Regions from separate parts of the Homo sapiens genome. Here region 1 is linked to region 2. The links are chromatin contacts, found by Hi-C or POLR2A ChIA-PET in ENCODE. All regions are on one chromosome and are shown on one strand. Each heading gives the region's core, a stretch centred on a gene start or an enhancer-like site at or near the end of the contact. The rest is flanking DNA. Distances are from core to core; before and after follow the strand shown. Region 1 has its middle 20 kb from the start of LINC02422. Region 2 overlaps LOC124902913 (a long non-coding RNA gene).

Region 1 (5,428 bases), core at 533-3,032, 280 kb after region 2:
CCTAAAATTTGTTTTAATGAAGACAAAATAAAATTGTTTCAGACAAATAAAACTCACTCTTTCGCCAGCAAACTCTCCCTATAGGAAAAATCTAAAGTATATATTTTAGCTAGAAGGAAATTGATCCTAAATGAAGCTACAAGAAGAAACAACATGTAAAAAAGACTTTGGGTAAGTATAAAATATTAACTATAAAACAATGATAATGTTTAGTAATAGTTAAATTTGAAAGAAAAAAGATAATATTAAAACATATGACAGGTCTGTGTTCTGGAGGAGATAAAGAAATAGATTAACTTTGTAATTTAAGTAATCACAATGCAGCTTATAGGGTAACAACCAAAAAAAATCAACCCAAAAAACAAAAGGCAAAAAAAGCATCTCAAACCTGAATAGAGTATTTAACTTCCAAACTAGCAAGGAAGAATATAATTAATACCAAAAAAGAGTCAAAAAAAAAAAATAGGAAGGCCAGGCATGGTGGCTCATGCCTGTAATCCAAGCACTTTGGGAAGCCAAGGCTGGCAGATCACTTGAGGATAGGCGTTTGAGACCAGCCTGGCCAACATGGCAAAATCCCGTCTCTACTAAAAATATAAAAATTAGCTGGGGATGGTGGTACACGCCTGTAATCCCAGCTACTCAGGAGACTGAGGCAAAAGGATCACTTGAGCCCGGAAGGCGGAGGTTGCAGTGAGCCGAGATCACACCATTGCCCTCCAGCCTAGGTGACAGAGCGAGACTCTCTCTCAAAAGAAAAAGAATAGGAAGTGAAAGATAGTATAAACTAGGGCAATAGATTTTTTGAGACTAATTTCATTAAAGGTAAATAAACTAAATGCCTTAGTAGTTGTCTCAGTCAGTTTAGGCTGCTGTAACAAATATATCATAGGCTGAGTACTTAAATAACAGAAATTTATTTCTCACAGTTACAGAGACTGGCTGTTTGGGGTTTGTTTTTCTGTTTCTTTTTCAGAAACAGGGGTCTCACTGTTACCCAGGCTGGAGTGCAGCGGCATGATCATAGCTTACGGCAGCCTTGAACTCCTGGGCTCAAATGATCCTCCCACGTCAGCCTCCTGAGTAGCTAGGACTACAGGCAAACACCACTGCAACCAGCTAATTTTAAAACCTTTTTTGTTACTGTTTTTTTTTTGAGACCCAGGCTGGAGTGCAGCGGCAAGATCTTGGCTCACTGTGACCTCTGCCTCCCAGGTTCAAGCAATTCTCCTGCCTCAGCCTCCCAAGTAGATGGAATTACAGGTGCATGCCATCACGCTCGGCTAATTTTTGTATTTTTAGTAGAGACGGGGTTTCACCACATTGACCAGGCTGGTCTCGAACTCCTGACCTCGTGATCCACCCGCCTCAGCCTCCCAAAGTGCTGGGATTACAGGTGTGAGCCACCGTGCCTGGCCTCATTTCCCCACTTCTACATACCATCTGCCATTTCATTTGGGAATATGCTGACGAATACCTGACACGACCCATCGCCGACTTCTCTAATCACTTCCTACAGCCAGGAGACTGGGTTCTGGTAAAAGATCCCAGTCCTCTCCTCAATCCTCCCCTCACACTTAAATGGAATGGGTCTTACCAGATCATCTTTACTACACCCACTTAAGCAGGAAAAAAAAAGTTTCTTGTACTAGGCTAACTCACTTTGAGGCTCAGCGATAGGCAGGGCTCTGGCAGGGCTTTGATAGCCCTGTCTGCAGAGCCAGGGCCCTCAAGGGATGAGCCCCAGAGCCTCTCCCTCCCATCTTGGAGCAGGGGTGAGAAAAACAAGTTTTTCTCCTCTTTCAGCTTCCCCTTCCCCCCTTACCATTCTCATAATTATTTTGCAAAGTTTTGTAAGTTCCTGTTTTTCCTTCTGTATAAGGTCACAAGATATGTTTAAGTTGCACAATCTGTCACTGTTTCACAAACTGCCTTTGTTCTGCTTCTGTAAGCCTGCTTGCCCGCCCTACAGGTTTTGCACCATCAAACTGGTGAGCCCCTTTTTGGATGCATGTATAGCCAACCCCCTTTTGGATGCATGTATAAAAGTCAAGCCCTGTCTTTGTTCGGGGCTCAGCCTTTGGATGTTAATCCTCTGGGCTGGTACACACCTAATAAATCCTCCTGTCCCACCCATTGGTCTCTTCTGTCCCTTGATTCCTGCAACACCACAGGAGCAAAACCCCAGGGACTCCCCAGCTGGTTTCATTATACATCTCTCAAGACAACAGACTTCACTACATACCAAAACAACCAAATCAAAACCCCCTTCAGCCTTCTCTTGTGTCTCCACAGGACCCACTTCCCTTCGCCTCACCAAATCCTGGAGGAAAAGGAAGAGAAATTTACATAAGCTGCTATGTCTCTTTCTCTCTCAAACTTTCATTGCTTCCCAACCAATCTTGTTACAGACCTTTATTGGTACCATTATGAAACTCCCATTATCCATCCTGATCAGCTCCTTACTATTCTATGGGACTTACGGCTTCAAGGAATTTTCCAGGACTTTACTCCTACTCAAATAACCTTTTTCTCCTTTTGCTTGTTTCTTTCAATATAAATTCTGTAATCACATCAACCTTACCAATACAACCACTCCTCACTGCTCTCAAACTGGAATGCTCTATAAACCTTACACAATCCCTCATGCTGCAAGCTAACTCTTCCTTTGCTCCAGAATCCTGGATGTGCTTATCACTGTCTTCCTCAGCCTATACAGCCCTTCCTACACCCTTTCATGACCTTTTAACAGGAAACATAACCATAATCTATAAACTCCAAAAAGGAGCTTCCTTTTTTGAAAGAGCTGACGCCCTGGTAGGTGATTATGCCCCTTCCAGGGCCAATCAAGCCAACAAATCATTTCAAACCTATTACAACTCCCTACAATGCCTCAAGCCCCAAGGCCCTCCCATTGAAGGGCCCATAACTAAACACACCGCCCTTTTACAACAAGCCTCACTTTGCTTTTCAGCCTGTGAGGGAAATTTCCCTGTAGGGTCCTTAACACCTAACCAATGCACTATCATTGTTAAACACCCCTCTGACCATCACACTAACCGAGTTGACTATCACATATCACCTGATGCAAATGGGGCATTTCCACAACTGGCTCGTTTTACAGCCTCTCCCTCAACCGATGCCTCTGACCTAATTTGTGCTGTCCCTAGTGCCCGCTTTATTCATGGCTCAATATCAATGGTGCAACATCTGATTGTATTAAATGTATAAAGAATAACTCTTCCTATATCTCTACTATAGTGGATGTCTCTCTGGCCTCCTCCTTGTCCATCTGGAGTAATGAACCACAGGAAAGAAAAGACACTTCAGCCTTAATTCACTTGCTTTCTTTCCATATCTCTGCCTATATTTACAACAAGGCTTATTTTTTATTTTATTTTATTTTTTTTTTTGAGACAAAGTCTCACTCTGTTGCCCAGGCTGGAGTGCAGTGGCACAATTTTGGCTCACTGCAACCTCCACCTCCTGGGTTCAAGTGATTCTCCTGCCTCAGCCTCCCGAATAGCTGGGACTACAAGCGTGTGCCACCAAGCCCGGCTATTTTTTTTTTTTTTTTGTATTTTTAGTAGAGACGGGGTTTCACCGTGTTGGCCAGGACGGTCTTGATCTCTTGACTTCATGATCTGCCTGCCTCAGCCTCCCAACGTACTGGGATTACAGGTGTGAGCCACCGCACCCAGCCAAGTCTTATTATTTTTATATGGAACCAGTACATATCTTTGTCTCCCCACCAACTGTACCAGAACATGTACTCTAGTTTATCTTTCTCCCTGCATTGGACTAATTCCTCCTAGTCAACCTTTGCCCATTCCATCTGCCCAATATGTTAGGAAGAGGAGGGCTTTCCATGTCATTCCCTTGATGGCCACCTTGGGTATAACCGCCGGACTTAGATTGGGAGCAGGCAGATTGGCCACCTCCTTAACATACTTTAAAGCTCTTTCAACAGAACTACAGCGTTCTTTAGAAGATACAGCCCAAAGTCTTATAAGAGTCCAAGACCAACTAGACTGCTTGGCTGGAGTAATCCTCCAAAATAGAGGGGGACTAGATCTTATAATGGCTGAAAAAGGAGATCTTAAATGGCCTCTGCCTCTCGTTGGATGAGGAATGTTGCCTATACCTCAACCAATCAAGCCTAGTAAGAGATGCTGCTGAAAAACTTACAGAAAGGGCTAAAAGACTAAGGGAATACCAAAACAACCAAATAGATTGTTGGTTTTGGAACAAAATCACAACATGGGTCATCCCATTCCTGGGCCCTCTCCTAATGATGTGCCTAGGACTAATGTTTTTACCCTGCCTAATTAACCTTTTTCAAAGATTTTTAACTGACAGGATCATGGCCATTTCACAGACAACTACCCAAAAACATCTACAGACAGCATTAGTCCTACAGTCAATCTGAGATCAAAGAACTCTCCGCACTCCTCCCCTTAGCAGGAAGTAGCCAGAAAGAACACACCGCCCCTTGTCCTTCTATAACTATAGGATCTGGATTGACAGAGCAAGAGCATCACCATCTTGGACAAACACTGCCATTTTAAGTTGCCCTTGATTAAAAAACGCCTAATCCAGCCCCAGAAACATCACCCTAATGGCCAATGTCAGCATGACCATTAAATGACACCTCCAACCGGAAATGTTCCAACCCCAAGATAAATCCCCCTCCGACCAGAAACATGCCAACCCCACAATAAAACTCTCCTCCACCCAGAAATATTCCAAATCTGCGATAAGCTCTCCCTCCCTAAACCCTTAAATATTCTTAGTCTATAAGAGAGAAGGCCCCGACCTAAACCAGCCAGAATCCCCTCTCAGGTTTATTCTCCAAAATACACTTGTCTGTGATTATTGAGCCCCTTTTTGTGTTTCTTTCTTCTTCCTTAAACCCTTACAGTTGTATTGATTATAGAGGCAATAGTGGATCATAGAACTATGCCTTGTGTTAGTTACAGAGACTAGAGTAGCTTGTCCTGGCAAGACTGTTGCTGACTAGCTGCGTTTCAGACATTGAGCTGTCTCTGATTAGTTGGTTTTTGAAGACATTTTCACCAAAGCAAGCTGCCATTGATTTCAGTGGGTTAAGCCAGTTCTGCTACTTACTTGTTACTATGGCTGTAGAACTTTTCCTAATAACATAAAGACTTTTTAATATTCAGCTCTCTATCTTAAGGATATTAACCATTTGTCATCTTGTTTAAATTTTTGTTCTCTATTTGTCTTTTAATTTGAGGATTCTTTAAATGTAAAAATCTATAGTTTGTAAAATCTCCTTACCATCTTTTTTTTTTTTTTTTTGGGTCATTTTCACTCTTGTTGCCCAGGCTGCAGTGCAATGGCACAATTTTGGCTCACCGCAACTTCCACCTCCTGGGTTCAAGCAATTCTCTTACCTTAGCCTCCC
Region 2 (5,307 bases), core at 853-3,352:
TGCAATCTCAGCTCACTGCAACCTCCACACTGCCCCGCCGCCAGGTTCAAGTGATTCTCCTGCCTCAGCCTCCCTAGTAGCTGGGATTATAGACACGCACCACCATGCCCGGCTAATTTTGTATTTTTAGTAGAGACGGGGTTTTACCACGTTGGCCAGGCTGGTCTTGAACTCCTGACCTCAGGTGATCCAGCCGCCTCGGCCTCCCAAAGTGCTAGGATTACAGGTATGAGCCACCGCGCCTGGCCCATTTTACATTTTATTTCTCATTGATCACTTGCAGGTCAGAGAGTCACACAAGCTACAGTCCCAAGCACCTATGTTCTAAACGGTGCAGCTTGGCAAGGGAGTCACAAATAAACATGCCCCTTTCCCCAGTTTCCTCTTCCAAATAGTCCTGACCCTCTATGTAAGGACCCAGAAGTGCCTCAAGTCGTGTTAAAGCCTACATTTCACTCTTTTATCTGAAATACAATTTGAGAAATAGGAAATGCATGATTTGTAACCTGACAAAGTTGAATTTTACCTGAGCCTTGTGGGCCTGGTGAACAGTGAAGGTTAAGAAATCCCCCACCCAGATCACAAGGTCGGGAGATCAAGACCATCCTGGCTAACACAGTGAAAACCCGTCTCTACTAACAATACAAAAAAAAATTAGCCGGGCGTGGTGGCGGGAACCTGTAGTCCCAGCTACTCGGGAGGCTGAGGCAGGAGAATGGCGTGAACCCGGGAGGCGGAGCTTGCAGCGAGCCGAGATCGCGCCACTGCACTCCAGCCTGGGTGACAGAGCGAGACTCCATCTCAAAAAAAAAAAAAAGAAAAATCCCCTACCCGGGCTGGGCATGGTGGCTCACGCCTGTAATCCCAGCACTTTGGGAGGCCGAGGTGAGAGGATCACCTGAGGTCAGGAGTTCGAGACCAGCCATGACCAACATGGTGAAACCCTGTCTCTACTAAAAATACAAAAAAAATTAGCCGTTGTGGTGGCAGGCACCTGTAGTCCCAGCTACTCAGGATACTGAGACAGAAGAATCGTTGGAACCCAGAAGGCGGAGGTTGCAGTGAGCCGAGATCAGGCCACTGCACTCTAGCCTGGCAACAGAGCAAGACTCAGTCTCAAAAAAAAAAAAAAAAAAAGAAAAAGAAAGAAAGAAAGAAAGAAAGAAAGAAAGAAAGAAAGAAAGAAAATCCCCCACCCTTCATGTTCTGCAAAAGGGCTTACTGCAAAGACCACCCCCCAACCCTTCCACATGTCACTTCAGTAAGACTCACAGATGCTCTTCTTCTTTACCTATGTTAAGACCAGACACAGACCCTCAAAATTTCCTTTCTTTGCCTCACAGATGATTAGCTGAACTGCTTGTCCTCACTGAAGAACTAGAGCAAAATACATGTTACCCAAACTTTGGTTAGGCTTCTCTCCTTCCTCAGAGCCTCAGAACTTTGTTTACCCTTGGCCTGAGCCCCTTCAGAGAACAGGGTGGCTTCAGGGCCAAACATTCCAATTTGCTCGATTTGTTACTCTTTCATCTGCTTCCCACATCTGGTTCATCCTAGCCTTGTTTCCTCCTACCATAGAGAAACCCTTTGCAACCTTTGAGATGTTTACAGACCTTCCAGTCCCAGCATTCCCCTCCCTCCATTGCAGGAGTACCCCCGCAATGCCCTGGCAATAATTCCTTCGAATGAAGGTCTCTCTTTTACCACATCCAGAATTTTTTTTATTTGACAAACCAGAAATGGAAGACAACCCATCAGCTCGTCTTCTGAGCTCCTTCTAGCGCCAGGAATTCCATAGAAACCGCATATTGTTTGATTCCTCAGCCCCCGGATGGGTTGCCAGAGTGCAGTGGGACTTGCCAAGAGAATGTGACCTCTGACAAACAATGATATGGGTAGAGAGCCTAAGTTAAATGCTTATCATGTGCTAGGTACTATTTTATGTGTTTTATGTTTGTTATCACATTTAATTTTCCCAATTTCCATAAGAGGAAAGTATTATTTTTAGCCCTGTCTTATAAGACAGGAAACAGAGGCTCTCAGTTAAATTAGTCAAGGTCACACAGCCAGTGAGTGACAGAGCTGGGACGCAAATGCAGGTCAGTCTGAGGCCATGGTTGGGCTTGTAATCACCATGCTATGGGCTTTCCTAAGAGGCGGCTTCTTGGAAATGCTCCTTTCGGTGTCTGGTATCTCTGGATAGAAGCGTGTGAAAAAGAAACTGTCAGCTGGGAATTAGCCAAGCACAACAGCCAGAGTATGGTGTCCACCTGCCGAACACTGAGGGAAACCAAAATATTTCTCCCCAAAATATTGAGGATTGTTAGTTGAAGACACTAAACCGCAGGGGACCGCTGTGCCTCAGCCTCTGTGTGCCTGATGGCGGGGCATAAATCCTTCCTTATTGGAGACAGCACTTGCTTTTTGGCCCAGAGAAGGCACCAGCAGGCACCAGCGGAAACTGGGAACAGATTTTACTCTCTTCCCACATGTATTAGTCAGGATTCTCTTAGAGGGACAGAACTAATAGGAAAGAGATAGATAGATAGATAGATAGATAGATAGATAGATAGATAGATAGATAGATAGATGCATACATACATACATACATACGTAGATAGATACATAGATACATGGATAGATAGAGATAAAGGGAAGTTTATTAAGTATTAAGTTACACAGTCACAAACTCCCACAATAGGCTGTCTGCAAGCTGAGGAGCAAGGAGAGCCAGTCCAAGTCCCAAAAATGAAGAACTTGGAGTCTGATGTTCAAAGGCAGGAAGCATCCAGCACGGAAGAAAGATGTAGGCTGGGAGGCCAGGCCTGTCACACCTCTTCATGGTTTCTGCCTGCTTTATATTCATTGGCAGCTGATTAGATTGTGCCCACTAGATTAAGGGTGGATCTGCCTTCCCCAGCCCAGACTCAAATGTTAATCTCTTTTGGCAACACCTACACGGACACACCCAGGATCAATACTTTGTATCCTTCAATCCAAGCAAGTTGACACTCAGTATTAACCATCACACCATATTTTTCCGCCTTTGAAAAGACTGGAACTGCTCTCTCTTTCATCTTGTCACTATGTAGGATTTATGGCTCTTTGTTAAACTATGATTTAAGCAAAGCCCCTAAGCCACTGCCTTGAGAGAGAAATACTTTTGAACTGAGGCCTCTCCCGTGTGATGGGTACTGCATGCATTAATAAATTTCTGCTTTTTTTTTTTTTTTGTTAATCTAACTTTTGTTTTCAGGAGAGTATCTCAACTAAAAACCTAAAAAAGAAAAGGAAAAAATATGTTTTCTCCCCCACAATGTGCACCTGCCAAACAGACCATTTCACAGCAAAGCAATGCGTAACACAATGGAGTGAAACAAAGAAGAGACCAGTGTGTAATCATGCCCATGCCCTCAGCACAGACAGAAACAAGTGCACGTACTGTGTAAACTACAGAAGCGACCAAACACCTCCCTTTCCTGGCTACTATAAGCAGCTGAGGCTTCTTTATCAATGAGGTTTTGAGTGGGGCTTGGTTCCTGCCACTTTCTAAATAAAAATCATTAAGATACTCAATCACCAAATTGCCCACACTATCTGACTGCACCCAGTCCAGAGCAGGCCTCGCTCGGCTCAGCCCTTCCCCAAGTCATCTAACATAAACTCAAATCCTACTATAAGCCCCTCCTAATGGCCTCTTACCTAGACCACACTTCCCTAGGGTGTGTAAACCCAAATCATAAAGCTGACTCTCGCTGCAGATGAACTAAGGGACTGGTGAGCTTCAACACAAGCTTGGCCCCATCTGCGCACCTGAACGCAATGCTTTCCCATGCGTCTCCCCGTGGATACATCCCGTAATGGAGGGTGCTCTGACTTCAGCTGGTTCGGGAAAGGCCACTCCTGGGATTGCTTCCTCTTTTCTGCCCAGCATTTCTTCTTCTTCTTTTTTTTTTTTTTTTTGAGACGGAGCCTCACTCTGTCGCCCACACTGGAGTGCAGTGGCGCCATCTCAGCTCACTGCAACCTCTGCCTCCCGGGTTCAAGATTCTCCTACCTCAGCCTCCCGAGTAGCTGGGACTACAGGCATGTGCCACCACGCCCGGCTAGTTTTTTGTATTTAGTAGACATGGGGTTTCACCATGTTGGTCAGGCTGGTCTCAAACTCCTGACCTCAGGTGATCCACCTGCCTCGGCCTCCCAAACTGCTGAGATTATAGGTGTGAGCCACCACACCCAGCCTTCTTTCTTCTTTACTCTCCCAACTCCTCCACTGCAACTCCCATTCTACAGAGAAGGCATTATCTCCTTTGGGCTAATGTTTTACCATACTGAAAAGACCTCTCTAAGTTAGTCCTCTTCACCTCAGTTTCCCAGCTGGGAAAGCTCAAGCCCAGGCATTGTAGGTCCCTGTGGCTTTACGTACACCTGAAAGTGGCAGGGACGGGTCAGCAGAGACCCTGATCCTACCATTAGGTTCTGAATGGGAAAAGGAACTACAGAAGCATCTCCACCAAAGCTCTTCTTGCCAAAGTTTACTTCTGTATTGTTTAGGCCTTGGAGGTAAAGGATAAAATTGTCCAGACAGCTAATTATTTTCTTCAGGTGGCTGAGGTAGGAGGATAGCTTGAGTCCAGGAAGTCGAGGCTGCCATGAGCTATGATTGCACCACTGCCCTCCAGCCTGGGAGACAAAGCAAGACTCTTTCTCTAAAAAAAGAGGTAAAAAAAAAAAAAGGAACGAGATTGTGTCCTTTGCAGGGACATGGATGGAGTTGGAAGCTGTTATCCTCAGCAAACTAACACAGGAACAGAAAACCAAACACCGTATATTCTCGATTATAAGCGAGAGCTGTACGATGAGAACACATGGACACATGGGGGAAACAACACACTGGGGCCTGTCGGGGGATGGGAGGAGGGAGCGCATCAGGGAGAATAGCTAATGGATGCTGGGCTTCATACCTAGGTGATGGGATGATCTGTGCAGGAAAGCAACATGGCACACATTTACCTATGTAACAAACCTGCACATCCTGCACATGTACCCCAGAACTTTAAAGTCGAAAAAAAAGAGGCCGGGCGTGGCTGTTCAGACCTGTAATCCTAGCACTTTGGGAGGCCAAGGAGGGCAGATCACTTGAGGTCAGGAGTTTGAGACCAGCCTGGCCAGCATGGTGAAACCCCATCTCTATTAAAAACACGAAAATTAGCCAGGCATGGTGGCAGGCGCCTGTAATCCCAGCTACTCAGGAGGCTGAGGTAGGAGAATTGCTTGAACCTGGGAGGTGGAGGCTGCAGTGAGCCA

What was found. Hi-C counts contacts between places; a loop is a spot of excess contacts on that map. ChIA-PET counts read pairs that join two places held with the same protein, here RNA polymerase II (POLR2A). Pooled maps may share reads with other maps.
Region 1: POLR2A ChIA-PET joins it to region 2 with 11 read pairs in activated CD4-positive, alpha-beta T cell. The contact joins two enhancer-like sites. A Hi-C loop is called at or near these places in 2 of 50 pooled maps. POLR2A ChIA-PET finds 5 or more read pairs at or near these places in 3 of 52 experiments (GM12878, activated B cell and activated CD4-positive, alpha-beta T cell).

Annotation. Positions count from the first base shown.
Region 1 is chr12:31,904,914-31,910,341 of GRCh38, forward strand. No RefSeq gene overlaps it. Among named protein-coding and RNA genes, the nearest start is that of LINC02422, 20 kb to the left of the region's middle. RefSeq lists an enhancer at 2,058-2,207. Within about 2 kb of position 1,783, at least 3 of the 41 ENCODE cell types and tissues checked have a DNase peak (open chromatin) inside an H3K27ac peak, as active enhancers do.
Region 2 is chr12:31,628,114-31,633,420 of GRCh38, forward strand. All of the region lies in intron 1 of LOC124902913 (a long non-coding RNA gene), which reads right to left. Among named protein-coding and RNA genes, the nearest start is that of ETFBKMT, 29 kb to the right of the region's middle. Within about 2 kb of position 2,103, at least 7 of the 41 ENCODE cell types and tissues checked have a DNase peak (open chromatin) inside an H3K27ac peak, as active enhancers do.